Regions from separate parts of the Homo sapiens genome. Here regions 2 and 3 are each linked to region 1. Evidence: chromatin loops called from intact Hi-C (ENCODE). Cell type or tissue: GM12878. All regions are shown on one strand. Links, peaks and the distances in the headings refer to the core of each region. The heading gives the core; the rest is flanking DNA.

Evidence for each region. A loop is a pair of places that touch in the nucleus more often than their neighbours do. Peaks named below come from ENCODE experiments on the same cell type or tissue, not always from the same donor. Only the 100,000 strongest peaks of a DNase experiment are listed, where the experiment ranks them.
Region 2: a loop joins it to region 1, with 3 times the contacts of the local background. A loop is called at or near these places in 2 of 110 quality-filtered maps.
Region 3: a loop joins it to region 1, with 3 times the contacts of the local background. A loop is called at or near these places in 2 of 110 quality-filtered maps.

The regions. Positions count from the first base shown.
Region 1 is chr13:46,978,313-46,989,452 of GRCh38, forward strand. No RefSeq gene overlaps it. Among named protein-coding and RNA genes, the nearest start is that of HTR2A, 87 kb to the left of the region's middle. In GM12878, for the core only: no CTCF peak of the experiment used is centred there; DNase peaks (open chromatin) are centred at 5,049 and 5,759; H3K4me3 peaks cover 1,023 bases; H3K27ac peaks cover 2,379 bases.
Region 2 is chr13:47,030,462-47,041,601 of GRCh38, forward strand. No RefSeq gene overlaps it. Among named protein-coding and RNA genes, the nearest start is that of HTR2A, 140 kb to the left of the region's middle. RefSeq lists an enhancer at 6,292-6,391. In GM12878, for the core only: no CTCF peak of the experiment used is centred there; a DNase peak (open chromatin) is centred at 6,340; H3K27ac peaks cover 1,088 bases.
Region 3 is chr13:47,089,514-47,100,653 of GRCh38, forward strand. No RefSeq gene overlaps it. Among named protein-coding and RNA genes, the nearest start is that of HTR2A, 200 kb to the left of the region's middle. In GM12878, for the core only: no CTCF peak of the experiment used is centred there; a DNase peak (open chromatin) is centred at 5,458.

The DNA.
Region 1 (11,140 bases), core at 4,038-6,537:
ACTGGGTAATTTATTTATTTATTTATATTTTATTATACTGTAAGTTTTAGGGTACATGTGCACAACGTGCAGGTTTGTTACATATGTATACATGTGCCATGTTGGTGTGCTGCACCCATTAACTCGTCATTTAACATTAGGTATATCTCCTAATGCTATCCCTCCCCCCTCCCCCCTCCCCCCACCCCACAACAGGCCCTGGTGTGTGATGTTCCCCTTGCTGTGTCCATGTGTTCTCATTGTTCAATTCCCACCTATGAGTGAGAACATGCGGTGTTTGGTTTTTTGTCCTTGCGATAGTTTGCTGAGAATGATGGTTTCCAGCTTCATCCATGTCCCTACAAAGTGCATGAACTCATCCTTTTTTATGGCTGCATAGTATTCCATGGTGTATATGTGCCACATTTTCTTAATCCAGTCTATCATTGATGGACATTTGGCTTGGTTCCAAGTCTTTGCTATTGTGAATAGTCCCACAATAAACATACGTGTGCATATGTCTTTATAGCAGCATGATTTATAATCCTTTGGGTATATACCCAGTAATGGGATGGCTGGGTCAAATGGTATTTCTAGTTCCAGATCCCTGAGGAATCGCCACAGTGACTTCCACAATGGTTGAACTAGTTTACAGTCCCACCAACAGTGTAAAAGTGTTCCTATTTCTCCACATCCTCTCCAGCACCTGTTTCCTGACTTTTTAATGATCGCCATTCTAACTGGTGTGAGATGGCATCTCATTGTGGTTTTGATTTGCATTTCTCTGATGGCCAAGGACTGGGTAATTTATAAAGGAAGGAGGCTTAATTGACTCACAGTTCTGCGTGGCTGGGGAGGCCTCAGGATGCCTATAATCACTGCAGAAGGGGAAGCAAACTCATCCTTCTTCACATGGTGGCAGCAAGGAGAAGTGCTGAGCTAAAGGGGAAAAGCCCCTTATAAAACCATCAGATCTCGTGAGAACCCACTCACTATCACGAGAACAGCATGAGGGTAACTGTCCCCATGATTAAATTACATCCCACTAGGTCCCTCCTACGACACATGGGGATTATAATAACTACAATTCAGGATGAGATTTGGGTGGGGATATAGCCAAACCATATCAGATTATAAGAGATCACTATGAACAATTATGTACCACTAAATTATGTAATCCAGGAGAAATGGATAAATTCCTAGGAATATAAAACTGTCAAGATTGAGCTATGAAGAAATAGAAAATCTGAATAAATCTATAATTTGTAAGGAGGTTGAATCAGTAATCTTCCAACAAAGCAAAACACAGAACTAGTTGACTTAACTGAATAATTCTATCAATCCTTCTCAAACTCTTCCAAAAATTATAGAGGATAGAATATTTCCAAATACACTTTTCAAAGGCCAGGATTATCCTGATAGCAAAGTCAGGCAAATACACTACAAGAAATGAAAACTCCAGGCTACTGTCTCTGATGAACATAGATGCAAAAATCCTCATAAAAATTCTAGCAAGCTGAATTCAATGGTACATCAAAAGGATCATGTACCATGACCAAGTGGGATTTTTCCCTGAGATGAAAGGATGGTTCAACATTTAAAAATCAATCAATATGATACACCACATGAACAGAACTAAGGATAAAAATTACATGATCATCTCAATAGATGCAGTAAAAACATTTGAAAATATTCAACACCTTTACAAGATTAATAAAAACATTTGAAAAAATAGGAATAAAAGAAAATTACCTCAGCATTATAAAGGCAATATATGACAAACAGCAGACGTATTCAATAGTGAAAAACTAACAGCTTTTTCTCTAAGATCAGGAAGAAGAAAAGAATGCCCATCCTCACTATTTCTATTTAACATAGTACTGGAAGTCTTAGCTAAACAAAAGAGATAAAAGGCATCTAAATCTGAAAGGAAGATGTAATATTTATTATTTCTATTCACAGATGATGTCTTATATGTAGAAACAACTCTGCCATACACACACAAACTGTTGAATAAATTCAAAGTTGTAAGATATAAAATCAACATATAAAATAAGCTCTTTTTATATGCTGACATGAACAATCTGAAAAAGATAATTAAGAAAATAATTCCACTTACAATATCAAAAAATAATCAGGACTAAACTTGACCAGGGATAAAAATACTTATCCACCGAAAATTTTAAAAACATGGCTGGAAGGAATTAAAGATACAAATAAATGGGAAGATATCCTGTGTTCATAGATTGAAAGACTTAATATTGTTAAAACACTCATCCTGCCCAAAGTAATCTACAGAATTAATGCATTCCCTATTAAAATTCCAATGCTTTTTTCTTTTCAGTAATAGGAAAACAATCCTAAAATTCATATGGGACTCCAAAGAGTCCCAGATAGCCAAAACAATCTTGAGAAAGAACAAAACTAGAGGCCTCATACTTCCTGACTTCAAAATATATTAGAAAGCTATAGTATCAGAACAGTATGCTACTCGCATAAAAACAGACATATAAAGCAATGGAACAGAATCAAGAGCCCAGGAATAAACACATCCATATACCGTCAAATGATCTTTGACAAGTGTGCTAAAATCACCAAGGGAGAAATATAGTCTCTTCAACAAATAGTGTTGGGAAAACTGGATATCCATGTTGAAAATAATGAAATTGATGGATATGTTAATTAGCTTGGTGTAATCTTTCTACAATGTATATATAGATTAAAACATTACTTTGTACCCCATAAATATACACGATTATTATTTGTCAATCAAAAATGAATAAAATTGGACCCTTATACCATATACAAAATATAGACTCAAAATGGATTAAAGACTGAAACATAGTCCTAAAACTATAAAACTAGAAGAAAACATAGGAAAAAAACTTTATGACATTGGTCTTGGCAAGGATTTCTTGAATGTGACACCAAATGTGAATGTAACACAAAAAGCCCAAGATACAACACCAAAATGGGCAAGTGAGACTACATCGAACTAAAAAGCTTTATGGCAAAGGAAACAGTCCACAGAATAAAAAGGCAACCTATGGAATGCGAGAAAATATTTGCAAACCATGTGTTTAATAAGGGATTAATAATCCAAAATATATAATAAACTCCTAAAACTCAGTGTTTAACATCCCTAAGGAATGAAAAAGCTACAAGATATCACCTCACACCTAAGACGGCCATTATAAAAAACAAATAACGAATATCAGGATATAGAGAAATTGAAACCCTTGTGTGTTTTTGGGAATGTAAAATTGTGTAGCTTCTATGAAAAATGGTGGGGTCTTTCCTCAAAAAAGACTAGGACTAACATATGATCCAGCCATCCCACTCCAGGTATTCAAATAATTCAGAACAAGGCCTCAGATAGATACTTGCACTCCCATGCTTACTGCAGCACTATTCACAATGACCAAGAGGTGGAAACAACTTACATGTTTGTAAGTGGATGAATGGATTGAGAATATGTGAAATAGAAACACATAATAGAATATTATTTAGTCTTAAGGAAATTCTGTCCCACGCTATATGGATGAATCTTGTGGGTTTTACGCTATGTGACATAAGTGAGCCACAAAAGGCCAAATATTGCATGATTCCACTTAGATGAGGTTTCTAGAACAGTCAAACTTATAGAAGCAGAAAGTAGAGTGATGGTTTCCAGGAGTGGGGAGAATGGGGAATTGCTGTTCAATGGATACAGAGTTGCAGTCATCCAAAATGAATAAGTTCAAGAGAACTGCCCTACAACAATGTGCATATAGTAAACCACACCGTTCTGTCTGTACACTGAGATTTGCTAAAAGGCTAGATTTTATGTTAAGTATTTTCTACTACTTTCTTTTTTAAAAAGAATATAGTATCCAATGGAACTGCCATCATCTGTTGCTCCTCCCACCTATCTGTACCAAATTCCTGTGAAAGGTAGAAAATAAACAAATGAACCATGTTAAATTTTGGACCTGAAGATAGATATGTTAAATGCGAACTGATTTATTGAAGCCCCTGGTTTAGGAAAACCTGTGAGTTTTTCAGTGATTCATGATATTAGTGTTCATAATGTGGATGATTACTTTTTTCAAGCAGTTTTAGATTTACAGCAATATTGAGAAGAAGGTACAAAGACATCCCATATACCCACTGCCCTCCCCTGCTGGCCTCCTCCATTATCAACACCCCCCACCCGTGTGGTACATTTGTTACAATCAATGAACATACATTGACATATCGCTATCATCACTCAAAGTTCACAGTTTATATTAGGGCTCACTCTTGCTGTTGTACATTCTATGGGTTTGAATAAATGTATAATGTCATGTGTTCACCATTAAAGTATCATACAGAGTATTTTCACTGCCTTAAAAATCCTCTGTGCTCTGCCTATTCCTTCCTCCCTATCCCCAAACCCCAGCTACCTCTGAGCTTTTGTACTGTCTCCATAGTTTTGCCTTTTTAAAACAAATTATCTTTGCTTTTGAAAAGACATAGAATAATAATTACAACATTATATATAGATGTGTATCTATGCAATATAGGGTTTCCCTGGTGTAAGGCAGTAAGAAGGGGTGAGTAAAAGTATAGAGGGAGCTAGGTCTGAAATTAGAAATAGGTGTCCTTCCCTTTTACATGGATGGAGGAGGGTGATTGGTTTTGGAACAGGAAGTTCAGGGAAGCTTCACCAGAACTTGCCTTAGCCCTTAGCATCCCTAGCCAGGTGTGTTCACTAACCCTTGTTCTGAGGAATAGCACTGTGGCAGAACAGATGTTGGCACTGGGCCCTGGTAGGTAGGGTTCTTGTCCCTCTTTTACTGGCTGGTGAAGGCACGTGGGAATAGTTCTCAAATATGGTTTTCCTGTCTGTAAAATTAGGAAACTGATTTATCAGACCTAGATTGATTGCCTGGACTTTTCATCACAGTCTCAATCTCAAATCTGAGGTTCCCTTCTCTGACTGTACATCGATTTTGGCTTTGTATATGTGGCCACTGAACTTCTCAGGTCTGTCCCAGACTGAATCTTTGATCTTTTTTCACTTCTGCAAAATGCAGGAAGCCCTTTCTTTGTTGTGGTCCCTGTGATGCAAGCTTGGTCAAAAGAAGAAAAGAGCAGAGCTGTGATAAGCTGATTTTAGCAGCAGCGCTCCATTTAGCACCAGGCTGTGTATCCCCCATGAACAGCACAGCCCACTGGGTGCTGGTGGCAGGAATGGCTTTTTGCAGAGACCAAGTGGGTCCAAATGAGAAGGGATTTTCCCATCTTGAACTCCTCTCTTCTGCTGAATTTTCACTGGGGTATAATTTGTTAGTATCTGGCATCGATCCCCCTGCAGGTCATCATACCCATTCCTTTCAGAATGTGGCTGGTAGTCATGGGCAGGGAGAGAGGGACCTTGTATGGAGTTTTGCAGACAGGGCTTCTGATCCCATATACTACAAAATCATTAAAAAACCACCTATCATGCACATGCTGTAAGGTAGGCATTGTGAAAAATGTTTTTCCGTACATTCACTCCCTTATTTTGGTCACTAAACTGCATGTTCATTATCTTTTCAACCACAGGCTTTTGTCCAACATTATAATATTGAGACCTATGGCATACCCTATACTCTTTGTTTCCATCTTCCAGATCCCGAGTCCAGCTACCAGCTCACTACACCTCTGCTGTCCTGCTGTACTTGTATCTTTAAGACACCTGTGAGACCTTTTCTGTGCTTTCAGTTTTATGTGATGGCTTGGCATGCAAACACAAGTATCTCTAGGAAGGCATTCAGGCCTTGAGAACCCTTTGGGGTGTAGTAACAGGAACTTCCTCTTGTGAATCATGCCTTTCATGTAAGAGCAGTCCTGTTAGGAGCACATTATTGACCTCTGCACCTATTCATCAGCCAGAAAGTGTTTATTTACTGAGTATATCCTGAGGTACTGAGATCATTGTCATTGCAGTGTTATTTTGGATTAAATATACATTTGTATTTTTGAAAATTTTGGCATAGTCTACTTTCCCTTGAAAAGAATAACATCAGTAATAACTGGCTGATTTAGGAATCTGTTGACTAGCTTGTCATATAATAGCTTATTTTTCCCCCTTTGAAACTGAAATAGTTGGATTTCTGTAACCTGTGGTATTTTTCTTGGGAATCATATATGTAAAGACTAAATTAGAGGTGAAACTAAGTTTAGTTTGTACATTAGATTTAATTAGTATGAAATTAATTTTAATGTTCTTTTTTTTTGAGACAGAGTCTCACTCTATTGCCTCAATTACTCCAAATTAATTTTCATCGGAACTTCAATAAACATTTTTTTTTTTTGAGACAGTCTCACTCTGTCTCCCGGGCTGGAGTGCATTGGCATGATCTCAGCTCACTGCAACCTCTGCCTCCCGGGTTTAAGCGATTCTCCTGCCTCAGCCTCCCGAGTAGCTGTGATTACAGGTGTGTGCCACTAAGCCTGGATAATTTTTGTATTTTTAGTAGAGAGGGGTTTTTGCCATGTTGGCCAGGCTGGTCTCGAACTCCTGATCTCAAGTGATCTCCCCATCTCGACCTCCCAAAGTGCTGAGATTATAGGTGTGAGCCACCATGCCTGGCACTGATAGTCTTTTGAGAGAAATGTATTTGTTCATTAAATGTAGTTCAAACAATTCTGTTTCCTCTCAAAAACATTGAATAATTTGGGGAGAAAAACTAACAGATATGTAACTATTAGAGAAGTATCAAGTGTGTTGTATGTGAATTTAAATATCATAGAGAAGGAAAGGTCAGTATAGGTTGAATGAATCTCTTTAAATTATAAACAGCCTATTCCTGCCTCTGGTTGGTTTTATACAAAATGTATTAGTTGAATTTCCCTATACTCAGACCATAGTACTGATAGCTCACCAATCTTTGATTTATAAGAATGGTAGAGGTTGTTCCTGGATTCTGCAGATACAAAACATGCCTGTACCTAATCACATTTGGTTGATAAATTCATTTAAAAAAACCAGAAATGTGAGTTATGGAATAAAAATTACCAGGAGAAATACCAAGAATAAAAAAATCTCTTATTCTTAGGAACAAACAGATAAATAGTTCCACATGCATTTTATTATTCTGTTTTCATTTGCATTCTTCATGACAGTGAGTTCTCCCCCAAAGAACCACTTAAACATCTTGAAATTTGTTATGTTTCCCATCAGTTTCTTAACTGCAAAGCTTCATCACCTCAAGTTATACTGTCCACTTCCTGTGGGAAACGTGGGCAGTAGGAGGACAATTCGAACTCAGAATTAGCTAAATTTTGCATTAGGAAAAATGGAAATCCATTTAAGATGTTTTTACTTGAACTTCATTCTGTTATTAAGCCTTACTCTGAGCCACTTTATTATACAACAATCATGCAGCTCACTACAGCTCAAAGGTTAGAAGCATGATGGAGTCCTGAAAAGGCCTCAGATATGTTATTCTGGGTGTAAATTTATGTTACACTAATTGTGAATGCAATGCTTATGTGCTTATTTGATATCTTAAACTAGCATCTTAAAGGCTTATTATATGGAGCCTTATAATTTTATACAGAACCTAGGTCAGTGATTCTCAAACCTGGACACAGGATAAACTTTTGATTCCTGGGTCCCAATCTGTAAAGATTCTGAGTCAGTGAAGCTGGATGGAGCCTGGGCATCTGCATTTTTAACAAATACTTCAGATTCTTGTAATACAATTGATCCATACTCCTTGAGAAATATTGGCTTAGATTCATGAAAATTTCAAGAGTTGAAATGATTCATTGTAATTTTTTTTTTCTTTTGAGATGGAGTCTTGCCTTATTACCTAGGCTGGGGTGCAGTGGCATGATCTCGGCTCACCGCAAACTTCACCTCCCGGGTACAAGGGATTCTCCTGCGTCAGCCTCCCAAGTAGCTGGGATTATAAGTGTGTGCCACCATGCCCAGCTAGTTTTTGTATTTTTAGAAGAGATGGGGTTTCGCCATGTCAGCCAGGCTAGTCTCCTGACCTCAAGTGATCCGCCTGCCTCGGCCTCCCAAAGTGCTGGGATTACAGGCTTGAGACAGCACAGCTGGCTGACTCATTGTAATTTATGTAAAAACAAATGATGACTTACTGGGGCTAATTGAGCCTGTATTTTTGTGATACATAAAAGATCAAGTTTAGTTCAAGTGCTTTTTACTTTTCAGCTTTGAGGTATAGTTAACAAAATAAGAATTAAGGTATACAATATGATGTTTTGATGTGTACACAGTATGAAATGATTATAAAAATCAAACTAATCAACATTTCTACAGCTTCTTATAGTTACCTTGTGTGTGTGATGAGAACATTTGAGATCTACTCACTTAGCAAATTTCAAGTATACAATACAGTATCATATAAATATAGTTACCGTGCTGTACCTTAGATCTTCAAAACGTATCCATCCAATATAGGTTAAAAAAAGAGTTATGAAAGTTTTTTTTAAAATGTGGACTATATTAATTTTCAGAGCCCTTTCACTTGGAAAACTAACTACTGTTACACTATTTACTTATAACTTTTTTTTGTATTCAAGTACTCCTTCTGAACTAAAAAGTAGATGCTATACATTTGAGCTTTGCCTATTACAAATTCACATACATTGTTTTTCCTTCTTTGTGAGGTTATTTTGTCAATTAAATGATTTCTTAGTGCCGTATGAGTTATAATAGGGTGGGTAGGTTATGCTTCAGTAACAGACGTCAAATTTTTTTTTTTAAGAACCAATCCTCCATGTCTTTTCATGGTTTCATAGCTCATTTCTTTAGTGCTGAATACTATTTCATTACATGGATGTTCTGCAGTTGATCCATCTACCTATTGAAGAAAATCTTGATTGCTTCAGCAATTATGATTAAAGCTGTTATAAACACTTGCATGCTTGTTTTTGTGTAGAAGTGCATTTTCAACTCCTTTGGGTATATACCAAGGAGCACAATTCCTGGATTATACGGTAAGAGTAAAATCTCTTATTTTTAAAGCAATTTTTTTATTTCTCAAGCTACATGTTCATCCCGAGTTGGTTTGGGTGTTCTGCTCTGTGTTATTCTCACTCAGGAACTCAGTCTCATGGGTGTCTCTCAGCTTACCATGAGTTTCCAGGATCAGCATAGTGTGAGAAGCAGGAAAAGAACTTTAGAGGGTCTTACACCAGCAAACCAATACTTAGCCTGGAAATGAGCACATCACTTTTGCTCACTGGTATCATGGCCCCACCTTCACAAAAAAGAGCCAGGAAATTGTTTTCCATTTGCCTAGAAGAAATGGTAATCGGATATCAGCAGCATCAGTAACTTTTGCATTCTGCCCATATTTTTAAATAATTTTGCTTGCTTTCCTACCTGTATATGAGGTATAGTCACCCCTCCCTGAGGATCACAACCCAAAAATCCCATTTAGTCATGGCATCAGGCTCAAAGTCTGAGATCTCTTGCATGATGCTTAGTAGACTCCAACCAGAGGTAGGGGATGGCAGTGGCCTGTACATCAGGTGTGGGTGTAAATCAGGAGATAGAGGCTATTACTGATTATACTTCCTGGGTGCAGCTCCCACTCTACTCATCCCCATAGCCCTTGGCTTTACCCTCTGGAGGTTCTTGTTGTTCTAATATCCTCTTTGGTTCCATATGAAGTAGGCATTGGGAATGTAGTCTCTTATGCTGTTAGTAGCTTTCTCAGCTTACTTCTTGCCCGTAGATGTTTGGGACTCCTAAGTTCTTTATAGGTTTCATAGTCTTTAATTATTTTTTTGGCAATTCAGTTCTCCCAATAACTTAGCTTTTTATTTATTTTAATTCAGACACTAACATGTGCCAGTAACCACACCCATAGTTCTTTCCTAGACATTTTTCTAGATTTGTTACACATGTCTTATTTTGTACCCCATTCCTGTCCGTTACTTAATTGTGGATACTCTGGGCTTATCAGGCTTCTTTGGCAGAACCATTTATTTAGTCTATTTTTTGCTGCACCATTTTCTTCCAACTGACGCAATTTCTGGGTGCCAGTGAAATCCATTCAGAGATTTTTGACTGTGGGTGAGGCAGCTAATCCCTTCATTTAATTCTTGCTGTGGTGAGAGTTTTAATTGGCATTTGTTATTCAAGACATTTCTTTACACTTTGGGCTTGGGAGCCGGCCGTCTCTTCCTAACTTAGAAGCTCCTGCATTTGTGGACTCTATTCCCTTACATTTTTGCTTGCAATGTGACTAATTCGTTCCCAGTTTCATCTCTTTCTTGTAATATCAAGTGTCACAGGTTAAATTATCCTCCCAAAAAAGGTATGTTGAAGTCCTAACTCCCAGTACTTCAGAATATGACCTTATTTGGAGATAGATCTTTACAGAGGTAATCAATTTTAAATGAGATCAGTAGGACGGGTCCTAATCTAATATGGTTGTTATTCTTTTTTTTTTTTTGAGGCAGAGTCTCATTCTGTCACCAGGCTGGAATGCAGTGGTGTGATCTTGGCTCACTGCAACCTCTGCCTCCAGGGTTCAAGTGATTCTCCTGCCTCAGCCTCCCAAGTAGCTGGGACTACAGGTACACGCCACCATGCCCAGCTCATTTTTGTATATTTAGTAGAGACAGGGTTTCACCATGTTGGCCAGGATGGTCTTGTTCTCTTGGTCTTGTGCTCTGCCCACCTCAGCATCCCAAAGTGCTGGGATTACAGGCGTGAGCCACTGCGCCTGGCCTATGGCTGGCATTCTTATAAAAAAGGGGAAACTTGGACACAGAGACAGGCATGTGTACAGAGACAGAACACCATGTGAAGACGAAGGCAGAGAAAGAGGTGATGCATCTACAAGCCAAGGAATCCCAAATATTGCCAGCAAACCACCAGGAGGTAGGAGACAGGCATGGAACAGATTCTCCTCCACAGGCCTCAGAAGGAACCAACACTGCAGACACCTTGATCCCAGATTGCTAACCTCTGGACCCATGAGATAATAAATTTCTGTTGTTTAAGCCACCAAGCTTGTGGTAGTTTGTTATGGTAGCTCTAGGAAACTAACACACCTTGTCAAATGAAGCCAATAGCAGTGAGCACATATGACTCTTCTGATTCCAAACTACTTCTACTAGAGATAAAAGTTCACTAAGTATATTATCTGCTTTCCAAATTATCATAGGT
Region 2 (11,140 bases), core at 4,790-7,289, 53 kb after region 1:
AATTAGTTTGTTAAAGTCCTTATATACTTCACAATTTTTTCATTAAGTTATTACAATTTTTTATATGTATTTGATTATTTGAAGATTTTGCTTGTCTTCTAGCATCCAATTTTGCGAATGAGAAGTCTGATGCTATTTTGATTACAAAACTTTTGTTGTTATAATTCTTTATTGTTGAAAGTAATTTCCTTTTATTATTTTTGATCACTCCTTCTGCATAAATGGGTACAAATGAGGGGTGATCTAATGTCCTAATGTATTCTCTAAATGCATTTCCTGAAATAAATTGTGATGATTGATCCAGATGCCTTTCTTCTCACCTTATTGCTTTTCTTCAGACTTATCACATAATTCTTTAAAGCTGGACATACAAATGACAGTTTGAGGGTCTTTTCCAGGTCTATAATTCATATACTGGCAACTGTGCACTAATGATTTGCCACAAAGAAGATAGATTGATCTCACAGTTCCTGGCGTATCATGGATGAATAGCACATATTTTTTTAATGGAAGATTGAATGAGGTTGATAATCTCTTTTAAATTAATTAATTAATCAATGAATCATTTTTAAGAGACAGGGTCTCACTCTGTTGCCCAGGCTGGAGTGTAGTGATGTGATCATAGCTCACTGCAGCCTGGGCTCAAGCAGTTTTCCTGCTTCAGCCTCCCAAGGATAATATCTTTATAATTCAACAGGAGAAGGAATACTTTTGCCTCTCAGCTTATTTCTAAAATTCCCATTACTTTACATACAATTTTATTTTACATATAGTCATAGACATATGTGAAGGAAGGAACTTTAGTAATTATCTATAACACTGTAGGCAATCTGGGACTCATTTCACTGTACTTTTCACTGTTAGGGAAACACACCCACAGAGCTTCAGTGAAACTATCTAATGGCACTAGTCCTTGTACCCAGGCATTGTGATTTTCAGTTCTGAGATTCATTCTACTCACTGCTTAAGAATATTACATGCCTAGCTTTTCTGGATGCATGGGTTGGGACATTCACATAGGAAAAGAGGGATTCTCCCATTTCCTCTTTGCACTCTTATATTTAGCCTCATAATATTTAACTCATAATTGCCTGGAGATTGGACCATAAATTCAGGTCATTCACCTTAGTTCTGTTAACCCCCAACACAGCCTTAAAATATATTGTAGCTAATATTTATTATAAAATATTTTGAAAATCATTTTCATTGAAATATATTATTTTGTTATTTTCATAAAGTTATGAGAAATGTAGACTCTGAGATCAAGGTGACCTCATATTTCACATAGGCAGGTATCCTGATCAGTGATATTATCCACAGACCTTCCAAAAATATGTCACCAGCAATTTTCTCAGTTTCTTAGATAGATTAGTTTAAAGGACTTATTTAGGACACTAACTCTTTGCTCTTTCTAGTTTCTAAAATGCTACGAAGGAAAGAGAAGAAAACTAACATATACTGAGCACTTACCATGTGCCAGACATTATGCTAGTGCTCTTGTATATATACTTTTGCCCTATTTTACAAAAAATACTGTTTTCATTTCATTTTAATGCAAACAGATTGTAAAGCATGTGAGCCCCCACATGAAGTCTGTTGCTCTTAGAATATTTCCAACTAGATTCTTCTATTCTCTATTCCCCGCATCTCTCACTGCCCTTGGTGTGTGTACCTAAGCAGTGTTTATTAAAGTGTGTATTTTTAAAAAGGGAATAAATTTGGCATGTATCACTATAGGCTTATGCATAATTAATTCTGAATAAGCTGAAAATGGAGCTTAAAATGGATGAAACTTTTAACATTTGGAGTATTAGCTAAAATGGGTATTTAAAAAATTATGGCTTTTCATGAAGCCATACAAGCCTCAGAGTATAGAGTCATAGAAAGAAATGGACTTAGGAATCAGACAGGGTTTTTATTTCCAGCTATCCTCGTAGGTGTGGGACTTGAGTTAACCTTTATAGCATTGGTTTTCTCATTTTGAAAAGGAAAATAATATGTCATAGAGTTTTTATGAGAATTAAAGAAAATAAGGTATGTAAATATATAATACACATGGTTTGTCCTATTTTGACACTTTGAAAATGATCATTATTAAATGTTCTGCGGCACATCTTGAATTTTTGTATTTGAGGCTATTGTCTTGAGATCAAAATATTAAAATTTTTGCTTGGGTAGTAGTTCTGCTCTAAAGTTAAATTATATGTTTCCTCTTTTGCTGATTTAGAGCAGCTTTTAACATTTCCTAGAGGCATGTTCCAGAGCTTGGCATTATAGTTAGATTTTTTTTTCTCTGACAGATATATCTTATTCTAAAAAATAATCTGGAATTGTATCCTTGTCTATACAACTCAATTTTAAAACAAAAAATCTTCCCTTTCACTCTGCAAATACAGCACATTTAACAGAAAATAGAGGCAATTAGGTAAGCACTCCTTCACTTTTCCAGCACCAGTTTTGCCAGCCCACCTTTTTCTGTTCTCACAGGGTGTACTTTCTTCTCTTTACAATGGGGGTTTATTCTTGCTGTTCAGACCAGCCTCTCCGCAACTCCTCCCTTCTTCTTCATGGATTTATTATTGCAGTGGTATCTGCTTCCTCTTCCATCACCAGTTTCTATCTCTCTATTTGATCCTTCCTCAGTAATATTTGCCTCAGTAATATTTGTATTAATATTTTGACTACACATCTTCCTCCTGCAACTGCTTTCTTTCACCTCAAACTCCTCTGCAGAGTTGACTCTTCTTTTTCTGCTTGTCTTCTTCCACAGATCAGCCCAATGAGGCATTTCCTTCCAGCTCTCCCTGAAACTGGCTATTGTGAAGGACACCCGTTATCTCAGCATGCCAAACCCTGTGGGTAATTCTATGTCCTCATCCAACCTGGTGTCTCAGCAGCATTGACATTGTGGGCCATGACCTGCTTTTCAAAGCACTTTCTAACTACCTGTCCTTTTGTGACTCAACATTTTTCTATTTTCCTTCCAGTTTACTGGCTTCTCTCTCATTCTTTTTTACTAGTTTCTCTTTCTATACCGAACTGCTAAATTTTTGAAAACTTCAGACATTCTTTTCCCCTATGACTCATATCTAGTGTCCAGACAATCACTTGCAGCCAGCCTCTCTTTTTCTCTTAAAATCTCCTCTCTTCCCATTTCTCATTTCTCTTTCCTCTCCTTAAGCTAATGAGCTTTTTTTGAGTACCTTCTATTTCTTCCTGGGCTCTGGGCTAGGCACTGGAGTTACCAAGGTGAATAATACACATTCCTTGTCTTCAAGCAATGCGTAGTCTACTAGCAGTCTATATTCTTTCTAGAAAGTATTATGAAGAATTAGAGTTGCTGTGATTAGGCTATTGGTCGTAACAGAAGGGGTACAAAGGACAGAGTGGGTGCGGATGGGAATCATGGAGAATTTCCTCTCTGATATAGGAATGGCTCACACCATTCTTATTCCAAACCCATAACTTGCATGGAAGAAAATAAATTGAAGATCACACCTAAATTTTTAAAATGTGATCTTTCAGGTGCCAAAAAAAAATGCAACTGTTTCAAACCACGTGAGTTTTAAAACATGAATAATAAGCCAAAAATGTTATAAATGAAATATTATAAATTCCCTTAATTTCTTTAATTTTTATTTTTATCAAAGTGGCACATATCCGTAATTTTAAAGTCAGATGGTTCTGAAAGGTCAATAGTGAAAAACACAGAAGTGTGTTTTTCCTATTTATCTGTTCCTTTTTCCTAAAGATAACCACTTTCAACTAGTTTAGCTACTTTTTTGGGTGTTTATAGCCATGTTGTAAAATAACTGATGTTTTTACATTGATTTTTTTTCCTATTTAAATATCCTATGTGCTGGATAAAGAGAGAATCCTCTTACTTGCTCCTCCAATCCACACATATATTCTTCCCTAATTCTACCAGCGATAACTTTTAGTTTTATCTTACTCAGATTTTATATTATCGTGACTCTGACATTTCTTCACAACTAAGACCTGTAGTATACTATTATTGCATTTCCTTTCTTGTATATTTTCCTTGATTTTAATAATTACATTTTAGTTTATTATCTAATACAAATTGTGGCTGACTGCCATGGTTACTGCTTGAAATGGTGACTACAGCAGTTACTTCTGTTACTGCTTGAGACCATCATTATAGCAGTTTCTACTGTTACCACTTGAGACTGTCATTACCACTGAAGGAAGGGATGAATGTAGAAATGAAAACTTAAGACAAAAGAAACTATTTTAAGGAAAGGCAACATGGGGAGAAGAAGAGAGCTACCTGCTTCTAGTGAGCAAAGGCAGCCCTTCGTATTTATTGGGTAACAAGAGCAGGGGGAGGAGGTAACGATTGGTTCACTGCTTAATTGATCAAAGGTTCATATTGTTACTAACAGGCTTCAATTATGCCTAATCATAAGAAACACTTGTGCCTGGGTCTTGACTGCCCTCAGCAGTCCTTCTGGGTGGCATACGCAGTTTGTCAGTTTGCCAACATTCTGCATTTATGACAAACAGTTTGCTACTTACATAGCCTCCAGTGGTATACTGAGTTGATCGCAACCCTCACTCTTTCAGCCTCCAACAACAAATTCACCCCAGGACTCTGCTAGAAATATAATTCCCCACTTTGTGTGTTCAAAGACACTATATATTCCTATAAATTTAATTTTCTTGCTGACTTCATCCTTGGAGTTCTCTACATCTGCTGGAATCAGGACCAGGCCATCTCTAGGCAGTTGCACAGCTTTTGTCCTGGGATGTCCCTGCACCATCATCCTGGGGTAGCCTTGGTCTCTCTTCTTTGTATTAGTTTCCCTGGTTTCTGCATCTCATGTTGTTTTCTTTCTTTATATCCCTGTTAAGGCAGAACACACCCATCAGTAGTTTCTTGAGGGAGGATGCAGGAATAAGTTGTCTGAGACCTTTGCTTTTTTCAACCCCTACAATTAATAATTTTCCTTTGTAGGGAAAATTAGATTGGGATTACTTTTTCTTGAGAATATTTAAATCATTGTCCCATCGTCTCCTAGCTTTCAAGATTGCAGTGAGTCATTCTGATTCCTCTTTGGCTAGGACCTACTTTTAAAGAATGAACTCTGGGGAATCTTCTTTCTCCCTTTACTCTGGAATTTCACTGGGAAGGTCCTTCTCTGGGTTTTCTCTTGTCTCTTGTGCTGGGCACTCAGTAGGCTTTTCAATCTGAAAATTTTTATATTTCAGTTCTGGAATTTTTTCCTGAATCATTTATTTGATTTATATGTTTATTAATTTTCTTTGTTTTCTGTTTTTGGAATTCCTATTATTTACATGTTTGTCCCTTGGCTAATTCCCTAATTTTCTTACTGCTTCTCTTTTGTTGTATTTCCAAGCTCTCCTTTTCAGCTACTTTCTGAATAATTTCTGCAACTTTACTTTCTACCTTCTCTGTAAGGCTTTTTTTTGCCTTTCTGCTATTGCATTTTTAAATTCCAAAATCTCTCTTTTGTCCCAGAATGTTCCATATTTGTAATATCCTTTTTTTCATGGTTGTTTTATCTTCTTTCATCTGTCTGAAAAATATGGATTTTTGATTTGTTTTCTTTTCTCTGCAATGTCTATGTTTCTTACCATTTCTTTTCCCTGATAGATTCGACCATTTTCTTTTTTGTTTTCTCTTTGGTTGATTGTATTTCCTTGTGGAAGATTTTCAGTGACCTGTCTGGTAGGTACAAGTCTGGCTGACTCTGTTCTGGGATCTGAGTTGGGAAAGGGGATGAGAGTATCATCATTCCATGAGTAGATTTTTCACTTAATCTAGCAATGTTCAGTTTGGCAGCCCTGCTCCTATGCCCAGTGCCCCCTAGAATCCCTCAATTCACGCTATTCAGAGAGAACATTTTCTAACTTTTGTTGAGATTGGACAGGGTATCTAACGTCTTTTTAAACAGATTTTTAACCAATCACCTCTGCCTTCACACTCCTTTAAGAGGTACCAGGTAACTTTAATTTCTGAACACTTCTGGAATTTGAGGTATGCACTGGCTAGCTTTTGGGCCTCCCTCCCCAGCCAGTCTCGGTTTTCGATTTTTCAGGTTTGCTAAATCATTTACCACTTATCCATCTGATTTCTAGCTTCTCAAATTGTGTTGCTGTTGTTTCCTCTCTTGTTCTGTTTGTCCTTGAGGATTTATGCCTTTAAAAATGCTACACATTTATTTTAGAGGAGTTTAGAGAAGGAAATCAGGTTAAAAATGTGTGTTTAATCTTCCTTTTTAAACCTGAAGCCCATCAATTTAATCAGTTAAGGGGAGACTTAAAAGAGGGGCAGAAATGACACACCAAATAGAGCAGTGAAAGTAAAACTGAGACAGAAAGGAGGAAGCAGTCACCAAGAGGACATACAAAAGTGGGGAGAAGGAATGAGACCTAGACTGAGGAAGGGCACAGCAGAGACGTTCATGTCTAAAACATTGACTTGATTCATTCATTTCTTTATTCATATATTCTCTCATGCAATGGAAGTTTCTCTTGAGCCATTGTGTTAGGAACTCTGATAGATGTTGCAGATACCAAATATATGAGTGGAAGGTAAATCAGCAATTGTTACTAATTCCTAACAGTTACTGAGCCCCTAAAGGGCTTATAGTCTGCTATCTTCAGATTATTTCAACTCAAAAATATTTATTCAGAAACTAGTGAGAGTCAGGCATTCTTCTATGTGATAAAATACTATTAATTTTATTCTGTAACAGCCTCTAATGTGTTGATTTGTTGATTACTCACTTCTCACATCTCTTTTGGTGTTCATTATTGTTAAAACCAAAACAGATTCCAACAATAATGTCTGTGGAATCCATTCAAAGGTGAATATGTAGTGTTATGCATTTGTATTCTTATGCTAATATGCTTGTATCTATAGTGTGACCATAAAGTAATAAAGAGATTTCTTGTGTTACTTACAGACCTCTATCTCTTAACTTGCGGTTACTTACAGAATATTTGAATATTTTCAAGAGCAACTAGGTAGACCTCATGAAAAGACTTTTACATACTGAAGTATTCATATGGCTAAATCACTGGAGATTTAGAACAACTTATGGTTACAAAATTAGGTAACAAAATAGATTAAATGTATCAAATGTCTACCATGTGTCAGACACTCTTTTAAGTGTTGTACCTGTATTAACTCATCTATTCTTCAAAGTAAAGGAGGTTCTATCTTTATCCCCATTTTAGAGCTAAGAAAACTGAGATAGAAGATTAAAAGACAATTGGAGAAGACATTTGTAGAGTACCTATACAATTTCCTCTATTGGAATTGATCCATCTGTTTTGACTGTTGACCTCATGGATGGTCACTGAATGAGCATCTGAAAGACCTCCTTAAGAAAAGATCCCAGAAAACTGCAGTGGTATCCAGGGAGGCTGGCAGGCTTGCTAGGTTTTTGTTTACTCATTTGTTTGTTTGCTTTAGGGTTAGATTCATATTGATGACTGAGTAGCTTGATAAGCGTAGGAGGACTAAAAAATTATGAACCTTTGAAATGTTTAGAACATTTAAAGAATAATTTAGTGTGTCAGAGATTCTCAGCCCATTATTCAAAACAACTTATCAGCAGATTTTAAGGGGAAGGAACTGTTTGCATTGCTATTATACAAAGAGGCCTTTAAATAATTGTTGCTGGTGCTCAAAATATCTGTTTAAACTCAGTTTATATATTTCTACATATTCTACTATCATTTTCTCATAAAGCTTATTAGTGATCATGATTACAAATGAAGATGTAGTTCCTACTGCTACTGATTTTGGCTTTATTTGCTTGTATTATCACTATTTATAGTAATCAATGGTCATGCAGGCTACTAGCTGGTGATAGTCCATTCAAGCGGCTAAGAAAATCACAATGGCAAATGCATTGCTTTCTGGTTAAATGAGGCAGTACAAATGAGTCATTAGTTATAGCCTCCTAGATAACATATGGTTCCAAGGAATCTCTGTTTAACCTCCAGTTTCAAAAGATTATTCAGAATTTCTTCCCTTCCTTGGTGGCTAGTCTGTAGAATAAAAACTAGTCTGAGTTTGAAACATAAATCCATAGCTTATGTGGTGCATAAAAATGTGTTAGAAGGTTTATTAATCAGGGGGTTTCTGCACTGGTGGGTAATGTTTTTTGCATACTCTTAGAAATCTGTCATTCTCTTATACACTAATCTCTGTGTGTGTTTAAAGTGGTCATCTTAGGCTTGCTAGGGTTAAGATCACTTCCATTGGTATTTTCATCTGTAAACACCAATAGTAAACTATCCCTATTTGCGAGTCAGTGTTTAAGTAGCCTAATAATTAGACCATACTAAAAAGGATCTAGGATTTTGTATATGCCATTGCATCTAAACTCTATCACCTTTCTTACATAAACCAGGTCAGTTTGTGTATCTCCCATTTTTTTTTAAAACTAACTTTGTGACCTCAAACAAGTTTCCTAGCCATTCAAGGCCTCACTTTTATCATGTGTTAAATGGAGATGATAACGTATCTGTCTTATAGGATTATGTGAGAATTAAAGAAAGTAGAATTAAGGCAAATAAAACATTATTGGGCCGTAGGAATCACTTAATAAACATTACTTCTGTATTACTCCCAATTTAAAAAGTGACAATTTACTTTCAACTGACATGTTTATTTTGAACATGAAAATACACAAAAATAGTCCCTTCTTTAATATTCGCCTTGAAGTGCATTCTGGATGTTTATTCTGTGCTTTCATGCCAGTTCTCTGTGGTAAGAGGCAGAGATGATTCAACCTGAATAAAACAGCCTTGAGGGTTTGTGGAATCCAGTATTAATGATTCAAGCTCCTATCATTACACAGTTGCAGAGATAGCAAAAGTTGTCATTACGTGAAAACCTTCCTCTGTTGAACTGAAATCTTATGAGTCCTGTTTCTTGCATCTTCCTGAATACAACACAAGCAACCACCCCCATCCATTGTAAAAATATCTGTGTAGAAGAGCCTTGTGGAATGTCAGGTACTGTAAGCATCTGGAAATTCAAATGCAGATAGAGTAGAAATCAATTGCAAAATGAAATCTCCTATCTTAGTGGAAGGAGTTTAGAGTTTATGAAATTAATAAAAGTGGTTAGTCAAATGAAAAGTCACTGATAGTTGAAAATATAGTAGACTTAGGCTATTTGATAATTGAAGAGAAATGAAGCAATGGATTAAAATAATCATTTGAATACAAAAGGATTAAAAGACCCTTGAGAAAACTGAAGGAGCTCTCAATTTTTTTCATGAAGCATGTCTCTTTATTATCAACTTGCAAGAGTCAAGTATAAATTAATTAGTACTTTTGTTTGAAAAAAATCACGCTCAGATACTTGATTTAGTTCTAAGAATTAGTGCACAGTTACAGTTACAATAAAATAAGTGGGTTAAATATGAGATAATAAAGGAATTTCTATAATTTGAGTTCCTTTTTTTCAGTATATAGTTCCAAGCAAATCTTATTAATGTCTTTTCAATGGATTCACATTTAACAAAGACCTTTGTGAAATATCTGCCATCTTTTAGGTAAAGCAGACATCCAATACAAGCTTCTAACATATTTCTTGGAGCCTATCTGCATAGTCAGAAATTATGCACCCCGAAATTCTTCCACACGGTTTATTTAAACAATTGCTGAGAGTGAAAAGAAAATTCATTTTGTTCTTGTGCTTCTGGATTCTTAAGTACCATCTTCCTGTACTTTCAATTTAAATTACCCTCAGATAGTTTTTCACCCCTGCCTTAACATGCCAATTAATATTCTGGCTATTACTATGTCACTCGCCTCAGAAGAAAGTTTCTGTCAAGCCCAAATTAAGTTACTGAAGATATGAAATTAAAACAAAACAAAATCATGGCTAAAAAAATATAAACCTTAACAAATAGTAAATTCCTGCTGAAGGCAGAAATAAAATGTACTCTATTTGAGATCAAAATTTACTATTACTTTGCAAGAATGTCAATTCCCAGTTCAGCTCTAGTCAAGTGTATGAAATAAATCGTTTCAGAATTTCAATGTTAATTCCTCTAGCACATACTGACGAAAGGGGAAAAAAATAACTATTATCATAAAGTTTCTGTTTAGGTGATTCCGTAGTAAGTTGATGATGATCACAGCTATGTTGCTTTTTGGAAGCTTGGAAATGTTTGTGCATGGAATGCAATTGGTAATTAATCAAGGAAGTGATATCTCATTAGGTTTCTAAAACTCACTGTTCTACTTGTATGCTCAATGCAATCCTGTCTTTTTCCTTCCAGAACCTGACTCCAAAAACCTCTCTAACCACTCTGTCTTTCCCAGTTTCTGCTATAGCCACCACTTTTCTTCCTTCTTTTCTTCCTAGGTTCTCTCTCTTAGTCATTTCATCCACTCCCATAATTTTAACTCACACATCTAGGCAGATGGCTCTTAGATTTGTATTTATAGCACCATCTTACCTTCCAAGCTCAATCTCACATTTCTAACTATCTGCTAGACATTTGCACCTAAATGCACCACCAAACTCAAAATGTCTAAAATTTAACTCATTTTCTTACTTCCACCTCCTCCTAATTTTCGTTTTTGTAGATGGTAACCACATTCCTCCAACTGTACACTCTGAAAACTTACAAAGTATGCTTGGACCTTCTCTTCCCTTTCTTTACATTCCCATTGTCACCAAATCCCATCAATCCGATCTTTAAATCGACTCAATTCCACAAACCCATCTATTGGACACCTCTTAGAGCCACAGTTCTATGCTAGAAAATAAGGGGTAAATAAACTTATCAAAAACAAGACATAAATCCTGTGCTCAGGGACCTTGCAATCTAGCAACTGAAATAAGATTTGGACCCAAACTATTCTCAGAGCAACCAGATTAATTTTCCTCTCATACCTACAATAATAGCTTTGGTTAGTTGATTAGTTTACTGTGTACCAACTGCTATTCTAAACACATTTCATCCATTATTTCACTACTCCCCACAATTCTATAAAGTAGATATTAATGTTATTCCCCTTACAGATGAGAAAGCTGAGGCATAGAGAGATTTAAATATTTTTTCCCAAGGACACAGAGTTTATAAATGAAAGATCCAAGGACTGAACCCTGGAGTCTGGT
Region 3 (11,140 bases), core at 3,933-6,432, 110 kb after region 1:
GTATCTCAAACTCAGATTCTATGAGAGAAGCTTTAAAAGTACATCATCAGTAGGTTGAGAATGGATTGCTTCTGAGTATAATCCCTGAGAAGTTTACTTTGAGGTATATCTGCAATTAATATTAAATCTGTCAGCAGATTTAAGGAGATACTTAATCTCTAAGTGAATTTATTTCAGCAGCTTTTAAATAATTTAATTATTTTTCATTAGAGGTTTGCTAAGATAGGTCCATCTTCTGCTGCTACAACAGAATACCTGGGACTGGGTAATTTATATTATAAACAGTAGACGTTTATTTGGTTCGTGGTTCTGGAGGCTGGAAAATCCAAGCACATGGCACCAGCATCTGAGAAGGGCCTTTGTGCTGTGCCACTCCATGGCTAAAGGTGGAAGGGCAAGTGAGCATGTGAGGCAGAGAATCGAAATCCAGCTGGACACATCCTTTTCTTCAGGAACCCATTCCTGTGTTGACTAACCTGCTCTCACTATAATAGCATTCATTAATTATGGTCCTCTTGCATGTCCTGCCTCTCAACACTGTTAAAATGACAATTCAATTCCAACATGAATTTGGAGGAGGCATTCAAACTATAGCAGGAGATAAGAGGCTGCTAAAGCAAAGGAGTCAACATTTTTTTGGTGAGAATTGAAGAAGCAGAAAAATTGCACAAAGGGTTGCAGAGGAGGCCAAACATAGCAGTACCTTGAATAAAAGACTTCATCTTTGGAGACACAGAGTCTTGTTTTTGCTTTTTAAATCATAATACAATAGTCCACCTTTACTCATGGGGGATACCTTCTGAGACCCCCAGTGGATGCCTAAAACTGAGGATGGTACTGACCACAATCGCTATCAATTGAAACACATTTCTGTTCATGTCTTCCACCTACAAATTTAATGCCTTTCCATCTTTATCTTTTTTTGAGAGAAAGAGGAGGGGCCTCACTTTGTTTGTTTGTCACTCAGGCTGGAGTGCAGGGTTTGTGATTATTGCTCACTACAGCCTTGAACTCCTGGGTTCAAGGGATCCTCTCACTTCAGCCTTCTGAGTAGCTGGAATTACAGGCATGCGTCACTGCACCTGGTGCCTTTCCAGCATACCTAAGCACTTATCACACACTGTGGCTATAGCTTTTGCAGTCTTAGAAGTGACAGCAAAACTAGTACAAATTGATTTCCCTTTCTCACAATTTCACAGATAGATTTGTTCTTACTGTTAATCTTAGAAAACTCAGCATACAATTTTTCTTTTCCTTAGCAAGTTGAGAACTTTCATCTTTTCATTTAAAGGAAGCGCTTTTTGGGTTTTTTTGGCATATTCAAATTGGCAGCATCACTACTTCTGTACTTTGGGGTCATTGTGAAGTAAAATAAAGGTTACTTGAACACAAGCACTGAACTATTACTACAGTCAATCTTTTAACTGAAATGACTACTAAATAACTAAAAGGCAGATAGCATCTACAGCCTGAATATGCTGGACAAAAGGGAGGATTTTAATCGCAGGCAGAATGGAGCAGGACGGTGTGAGATTTCATCATGTTACTCAGAACAGAGTGTAATTTAAAACTTACAAATTGCTTATTTCTGGACTTTTTCATCTAATATTTTGAAATGCAGTTGACTGTGGGTAACTGACAACTTGGAAGGCAAAACTGCAGATACAGGGGCACCATACCTGTTTATTTCTTTATAATATTTCTTCCTAATTAGAAAGGAAAGTTCACAAGATGAAAATGTTTTTCTGGGCATGTTGATAGGTCTGTTTCTGTCTTCTGATTAGCTCCAAGTGGGGGACACATCTTTTTCTCAGCTTTAGAAAGCTTTGCACCAATTTAAAGGCAACAGGAAGAATTTCACTCAATATTATGTTATATTGATAATAATGTTCCCACAATAAACAACAACCCTAACACATATCATTTTAGTACTATCATATTAGCAACAACATAAAAATGATCCATGATGTTACAATTTCTGGTGCTTATTAGAAAATATAAGCTAAAAATTTGGACTACTAGAAAGCTTACTCAGAACTTCAGAAATTAAAGATTTTTTTAAAAGCCACTTGCAATGGCTATATAGAGCCATCTGTCTGGAAGGGGGAAAAACAGCTAAGACTTCAGTACTCAATTGCTTATTATGAAAGGCATGCTATGGACTGAATGTTTGTGTCCCCCCCAAATTTATATGTTGAAGTCTGGATCTCCAAGGTTAATGGTATTTGGAGGCAGGACATTTAGAGGTTAATTAGGTCATGATGGTGGAGCACTCCTAAATGGTATTAGTGTCACTATAAGTGGAGGAAGAGACCAGAGCTCTCTACTGTCTGCCATGTGAGGTTACAACAAACAGTTGGTCATCTGTAAACCAGAGAGTAAGCCCTCACCAGACACTGGATTTGCCAGCACCTTGATATTGAACTTGGAATCCTCTAGGACTGTGGAGAAACAAATATTTGTGTTTTAAATCACCCAATCTATGATATTCTGTTATAGCAACACAGACTCCCTAAGATAGGCATCTTGTTTAATGTATGTTTTACCTTTCTCCAGAGCTTGGCCTCTAGGAGTTCTAGGATCTTGAATCTAAAGACTTGTAACTTCGAACTATTATTTTTATATGCATTTATTTTATCCTGATAGAAAACGCGAGGTTTCCAGATCAGAGAAAAGACCAAGTATTTACTTATAGAACATCACGTGAGAATTTCCCAGGCCCCAATCCTCCATGGGGCAGCATGGTGAAGACAGGTGTCATCTGAATTTTGGAGCTTACATAGCAGGTACTTGCACAGCTGCCACTCCTGTCATTCAGAGAGGGAAAGAGAATGAGAAAGAGAGAGTTAACACTTTTATTCCTTGGCATGTAAACAAACCCTCTCTATAAAAAAAGCCAGGTCCCTTGGCCTACTATCCTCTTAAATGTAAACAAATGACTAAATGACTCCAGGAGAAATAAGCCAGCGAGTCTTTCCAGAGATGTACTTTAATTTCCAAGATTTACCTTTATCTTCCAAGACTTGTTTGCCATTCAGCAACCCAGGCTACTAGTACTCTCTTGTTTAGGAAGCCCTAACCATACAGAAACAGAAAAATAATAGTTGCTTCTTGACACTAACGAGCTTATAGTGCAACTTAAATATCACAGGTGGTTCAGGATTGAGTATAATCAAAACATTAAAATGAATCTTTTGTTCCATTAAGAAGACTTTGCATGTGAAGAAAGTTTTGCTGCAGATGCTGAGAAATTCTACTGTTGCAAATCTACTGTATTTTTCTAGGAAGCTCATGCTCCTACCCTCTGCAATGACAATTTCATCCTCTCTCTCTCTCTCCTAAGACTTTCCATCTAGCACCACCCACCATTTTATCTAGTGACCTTATCTCATATATCACTAATGAAAATTCAAGCCATTAATAGTGTACATCCTCATCCTGCCTGGAAATCCTGCCATTTCCAAATAAACTCATATATTTTCCCTTTCACCTATCTCTCCTTTCTCTGCTACTGCAGCTAATTCACTACATATTCTCTGAATCCCTTTCATTTTGATTATCCTAAGGACATTCCTTCTTCAGGAGTCTTCTCTCTTTTTGGCATATTCAACTTTTTTCTCTCTAATACTTCATTCCAGTCACATACCATTCATCATTGATATTATATCCCCCTTCAATTACCATTACTCTTTGTTTAACTTCTCAGAAATGTTATCTATACATTCTATTTCCATACCTATATCTCTTTTTTGAAGCCTTCAAGTCATTCCATTCTTGCTTATCTTCATAAACAGCAAATGTTTCTTCCAAGGTCACTGGACACTTTCATTTTCCAAATGAAAGTTCTTATTCTGTATGATCTACCAGTAGCTCTCATCAAAGTTAATGTTTCCATCTTTGAACCATCTCCTAGGTGTCCAGTGACCTTATTGGATATCACTTATCTGTCATCTTTCCTTATCTCCTCCTACTAGACTTTAAAACTGGACTTCTATAAAACTTGGTACAGAACCACATTCTCTTGCTCTTCCTATCTCGAGATAATTTTATTAATTGTCAGGGCTCTAGATATCATTGGTATTTTGACAAATTATCTTCATTGAAGGTATCTCCTTGATGCTGTGTATCTTCACTTTGATATTTTATATTCACTTGAAATGTTTCCTGTTTCATCTTTATGTGGGTATTTTATAAATGCCTTCCCTCCCATCCCTGCCAACTGTTCCTCCTCCAATCTTCTCCAACACAGAAAATAATCCACCCAGCTGCTCAAGAAAGAATCCTGAGCATACCTCAAGTCATGATTATTTAATCTGAGTTTCTCCTAAGGATTTATTGTATATGCATGAAAGACAATAAATAATGTGCTTAGAACAATTTCCAAGTGATTAATTATGGCTGCATGTCAAATACAGAATAAAATGACGAAAGTCATACTTCAGTGGTCATTGTCACTATTAATACCTTAACACCTTTTTGCTTTTATGCAGAGCTGCATCCACTAAAATAAGTTAATATTCTACCTTTACAGACCCCTTTGGTAGAAAAAGCAGGTTCACAAGCCTATCTGGGGCTTACCCATATAATGACTTCTCTAAAATATCACTAATCAAAGGTATTATGCTTTCCTGACAGTTAGGATTCAAAGTGGTAAGATTTTCCTTACCTTAAAAATAAACATATGCCAGAGAGTGCAATGGCAGACAAGTCCAAAGTCAGGTTACATATATGTAATTATATATTTACAAAATCTTTTCATTAACCCATCGAGAAGAACCACATATTATTTACTACAGATAATAAAAAACATCTCAGGGGTTCATCAGTGTTGGAACACCAGTGGTTTTTTTTTTTTTTTTTTTTTTTTTGACCCTAGACAATATGTTGCCTCTGAATTATTTTGAAGACCAGGCTGTTTATTTACACCAAGAAAATTGGGACATTTTAACTATATCAGAACTTGGCAAAAATTTTGAAATAATACATGAGATTGGACTTAAGCAGTACTTATGGTAGTAATTTTAATTTTTAAGTTCTATTTCAATAGTGAAGAAAGTCTGTTAACTTTTTTAAATAATGCCTATGTTAACAAATAAGAGTTTCAGTGCTTATATCTTGCATGCAAAGTGTAAGATGCCTTCTCCCCTCCTATTTAATTTTTGAAGAACTTCTGGTTTTTAAAAAGAGAATTTAAAAAATCAAAATTGTGGACATAAGTAATGTGTGACTTCTCAGTAGTCAATCCATTAAAATCCACCTAGAATTTTAACAAGGATTTCAGTTTAGTAAACATTTATTAAGCATCTCCCATTAACTAGCACTGAAAAAGGTAACCTCACAATGTCAGTGTTAATAGCATGCATGATACAGCCCACCTGCTGGCTTTCTTGGCAGGCATTGCTAATTTTTAACTAGAGTCTTCACAATTCAGCTGCAGGTTTTTTGTTTTGTTTTGCTTTCCCTAGTCAGTTTCAATATAGGTCACTTTCATGCCAGACACATATTTACCATTTCAGTGTTAGCAGTAGCAAGATCTGTGAAGAATCTGAGATTTTATCTTACTTGAAAACTAATAGATTATCCTGTTAGCAGTTCATGGATGTGAGACATGAGACTCCTGGGTCAGAAACAAGGACTTTATTACTCATGGCATAGCAAGTAGGCTGAACATCAGCATATTTTATATTGGTTCCCTGAGACCGAATCCCCACGAGGCATTGTGAATAGGGCCAGATGATACCTACACATGTGGTTGGTTGTGTTAGAACAGAAGAACCCTGAGTTTAGGGAACCCAAAACTTTTATAATGAGAAACCAGCATGCCTGCCCTTTGCTTCAGATGGAGACACTATTTCTATCTTTCAAGGTTGTTTCTACGTAAAAATTCTTGAAAAGATATTCTGTAACAGGGTCAGTCTGTACCTCTGCTCGTAAGACAAGTAGAAGCCCAGAATACTCAGGCAGAATTATCCCCCACAAGCAGATAGAACATTTTACCTCTTTAAATGAGACAGGAATAATATAGGGTGGTCACAGGAGAATAAAAACTTCCAGGTGGCAGTTTCACGTAACTAGAGGCTACAGGCTCATAATACCCTGAAAAGCAGGGTGTGGACCAAGCTGGCTAAGACTGACTGGACCCAACATGGTGCTTGATTTGACTTAGGTTTCACCTAGGACCTCAGTATATGTTCATTAACATACTAAATCAGATACCCAACAGCGCCATGACAGTTCTGAGAATACCTATAGTTAGTGTTAAAATGGGTGGCACTACAGTTCTGAGAAATCTCTACCTTTTCCCAGGAATCTTCACGAATATCTTACCCCTTGGTTAAAGAAACCCATAAAGGTAGCAGCTCCAAACCCTTCTGTGAGTGACTCTCTCCTGCATATGCCTGCACTCCCTTTCTTGAGTATGTACTTTTTGCTTTGCAATAAATCTCTGTACTTCCACTCTTTTCTAACTCATTTTTGAATTCCTTTTCACAATAGTGTCAAGAGCCTGGACACTAGCTGGGGGTAAAGATCCCAGAAGCATTTGGGGACCTTCCCCAGCTCACCAGTATCCAGTGTGAAGGCTAATCTCAGGATTTAATCCTCAACATATGTCATTCATTCTTCAGAAATAAGTAAGGTGATTGAAATTGTTTCAACTTAGCAGATGAATTAATCAAGTCATTTCTGCATACAACTAAGAACCAATCTAAGCAACTAATTTAATGTGAACTAATCAAAGTTAATAATCTTTAGTTTTCTGTTGGTATACAGGTACTGTATATCTAGATTAGGGTCAGGTATCTTTATGGTATTAAAGAAATTAATCAGTATAAAGATCATTTTAACAGCTTCGTTTATTCTCTGTGCTGACCAGTCCTGCTATTAAATATAGAGATCAGTTTTGTTCCCTTCAGATATTTATTTGTTCTCTGCAGATTATTTCTCTTTAGACATTATATTTATTTAGTATTTTAAAAATATTTTTATAGATATTTTCCAATATACACAAAAGTAGAGAGAAGAGTATAATGAACCATATGTGTACATCACCCAGGTTAGTCAATTATTAACTCATGGCCAATCTCATTTTTCTCTCTTTCTCTACTACTCACTTCCCCTGGACTACTTTAAGAAATCTCAGACATTGTATCAATGTATTTGGGTGAATTATTTTCAAGATAAGGCATTTCTGCTCTTCTTCTCTTTTTTGCCTATTCATTCTGATAAGTTTATTCTTGTGTGTGTGCCTATTTGGAAATTTGCTTACACAAATTGTATGTTTGAATCTTGTTTGGGTCCTTGACATGCAGGTATACTATGCTGTATTTCTGTTTTGTTTTTATTCTTTAACAGTAGTTTCTTTATTTTTATCTATGAAAATGTAAGTCTCAATATGATCAAATTTGGGCACCGAGGGAAGAACTTCTGTGGCTTGATTTCTTTTCCTTTTCCTTTCTTTCTTTCTTTCTTTCTTTCTTTTTTTTTATAAAGACAAATCCTATTTTGGGTTAATTTCCTTTTAACTAATCAAAAATGTTCATATGCCTTCTTCATATATTCACTCATAAGATATGTGGCTATGAAATGACTTTAGATTTGCTAGAACAACTTGTATATGTACAAATTCCTATATACTCCTCTAACTGATCATTTCATCCAAGCTATGAATCATTCTTCTTGTTTTCCTGCAAGCCTTTCCAGTTTATCTACAGCTTTACAAATGAGTTGCCAGAAGATGAAAGAAGAGCTTAGGCTCCAAAATAGAGCTGGCCCCATACTGTGTAGAGACCCAAGTTTATATGCGGAGAAAGAAAATTGGTTGCTAGTAGAGCTTCCAATTTGGTAGAACTCTCCAAATTCATATCTCAAACATACAAAGTAGGGTTTCCTTTAAACTTGATAGGATTCTCTTAGGAGACAATGATTTGTCTATTACTATTTAGGTGCTAATTCTTAACATATGTACATTACCTTAAATTTATGGTTCAGATACTCTAGCTTCGTAATGGATAAGGTAACTGTACTGTGGATAGGATGAACAGGAGATGGTGAAGCAAAAAGGAAAGCATCTTTATTTAGGGCTGAGGTTGTTGATGGTATCAATCGCCATAAAGTAAATAAATCTGTGTAAAATAAATCTCTCACAGATTGGAATTGCTAAACAAGAGGAAAGAACCAAGGAAGCCTAAAAGGTAAAAATGAGTGTTTGTCAAAGCTGGGAGCTCAGGATACAAGTCTGGAGTAGTGACAATTCCATGGTGCCTGCCTTAGGGAATCAGATAAATTTTAGGGAAAGAAGAAAGTCATGGCTACTGCAGCCTTGCACAGCGGCACTGATGTGTGGCCATCACAAGATCAAAAACAAAACAAAAATGTTGGTGGCCTTACTTTGTTAGTGTTTTTAAAAATCCCCTGGTGTTGTTTGGTTGGTTTATAAACAGCTGCTCTGGATGCTGCAATTCTTTTTCTGGTGAAGCATAGCGAGAACATTAAAAAATTTTATTTTATTTTAGATTAGAAGTATACGTGCAGGCTTCTTACACGGATACATTGTTTAATGGTGGGGTTTGGGATTCCAGTGTACCCATTGCCCAAATAGTAAACATTGTATCCAACAGGTAATTGTTCAACCCTCACCTCCCTCTCAACCTCCCCTCCCTCTCAACCTCCCCTCTTTAGAGTCCCTAGTGTCTGTTTTTTTTCCATCTTTATGTTCATATATACCCATTGTTTAGCTCCTACTTATATCAGTAACTTTAATGGCATGCTGTAGTCATTGAGCGAAATATGTTTTTTTAAGTTTTCAAAGTATTTTCATATGTACAACTGTTAAGTCCCTAGAGAGAAACTCCAATAAAAATTATTTTACATTTACAAAACAGTGGCACTTTAGAGTATGACTTAATTTCCTCCTCTTACGTCATTTTAGTTAGGAATTTTAAGAAAATGACTTTACTTGTCCATCCCAATATCTTTGGTAACATGTTATCTATAGCACACTTGTTGTGCATGATTCATGTGTTAATTATACTTATTTTTTTCCTAGCTCACCACAGAAAACATTCCTGAGATGAACATTTTCCATGAAAATCGATTAGCATTTTAAAATCTCATGTGTTACATTTTTATCTTTTATTCCTTCTCCCAGAAAAACACAACAATATCTTTAAATGGAATATTAAAAGCTTCCTTTTCGGAGAACATCAGCAGTATTTCTCCAATAGCTTGTAATAATACTAAGTAGGAAAGAACAGTGCACTGAATCACAGTCTTGCACTGTTATACAATCACTTAAGGTCAGTTACATAAGGAAATAGATAAATAAAGCAAAAGGAAACTTGTATCACATTTGTGAAAAATGCCAAGCTACATAGAATGGAACTGGCACTCAGTTAACAGTTGGCTTTATTCAGGGTCTTATTGATGACCCATCGGCCTTGCAGGCTATTCATGAAGTGAGCTCTTTTAGGTTACTTATGCCTTATGATTACAGAGCAAATAAGAGAAGAAATTCATTTCTAGTAATTAAACATGATATTACTAATTTCTTAAAGGCTTTACTAGGTCTCAAGATCTTGAAATGTCTGACTTTTAAAAAATAAAAGTGAAAATCCAAGATGTGAAAGAATCCATTTCAAAAAATAACAATTTATTAATTTTTTTCAATTTTATTTTAGATTTGGGGTACATGCACAGGTTTGCTACCTGGCATATTGCATGATGCTGAGATTTGGGATATGAATGAAAGGATCAGTTTTGATAGCCCCCTCTCTACTGACATTTTATGAGCAGGGAACTAGTGAGGAAGAATAGAGACATCACTAAATTTGGACTTAGGAAATATGATCTTGGGTCCCAGGCTTCTCTTATTAATTCTGTGATTTTGGACAGGCCACTACTTAACCTCTTTGGGCCTCAGTTTCTCTTTATAAAATGTAGACAGTATTCCCTGTCCATGTCAAAGGGCTGTTAAGCAAGCAAAATGAAACAATACATGTTAAAGTGCTTTGTAAAAGAGTGTTACACAAATATAAAATGTTTCCATTCTTGAGTTTCTTCCTAATAAGGCACATAAAGAATATATTCTGGAGGAATAGGGTTTGGGTAGTCAAGAATTTGGACATAATCTTTTGTAAGTCCTGCTCTTGATCATGATCCTCTCAGTTGCTAAAGGGATTAAGTTAGACACTTACAGAGGTGTAGTTTTTTCAACCACTTACATACACTTCTCAAGAGATCAGAACAATTGTTCCATCTCTTCAACAATCTGAAAGAAAAAGCTATGACCCTTTGTTTTCTAAGGGCCAAATATAGGCCATGTAACAATTAGATTTCATTTAACTGTCAAGAACACCCAGTTTCACACACAATTAAAAGAGAATCTGGAAAGATGCATAATGGACCGTTTGTTGGAGGGGAATATTTAACCTTATACTGATTGTATTTAAATCATGCATTTTGTTTAGAATTCAAGAGGGTATTATCGGGGTAGTGAGAACTGAGGAGAACAGGAGATTCTTTAATTGCTGCAATTCTTTATTTACTTCCTTTCCAGGGCTGTGCAGATGGATTCAATGTAGAGATCAAAGGCAAAACCTTTATAAGGCATATAAACTGAAATTACTTTTGCACCAACCTAATAGTTTATGTCCATTTTCAGAAGGGCAAGAGGGGAGCTTTAAGAGGCTAAATGACATATTAATTTATTGCACTGAAAAGTGGGATCTTGGCTGCTTATCTTAAAGCTGTATCTGACAAATATAAAATAGAGATATAAGACCGTTAGAGGAATGGTAGCAAAAAAGTTCCCCCACTTAGTAATGACCAGCTAAATATTCATGTAGCAAACATTTGGCCTGAATTATACTGATAATTGCATCAGTCCTCTATTTGACTTTGCATGTATAAACAAAGACTGGTAAATCTAATCTAGACATCGGAACCATGTTGCTGAGCTTACAGCTATTTATGTGCTTTAAGGCACTGAACTAAACATCCCATTAAGCCTTTGAAGGTTTAAGAATGGAACCACTCTTGATTTGGTTTACTTTCATCCTTAACTTTCCATGCAAACAGTACTCAAAAGAGCAAACAGCAGACTGACTGTTGATCTCAGTCTGTGTTCTAATTCTAGTTGCAA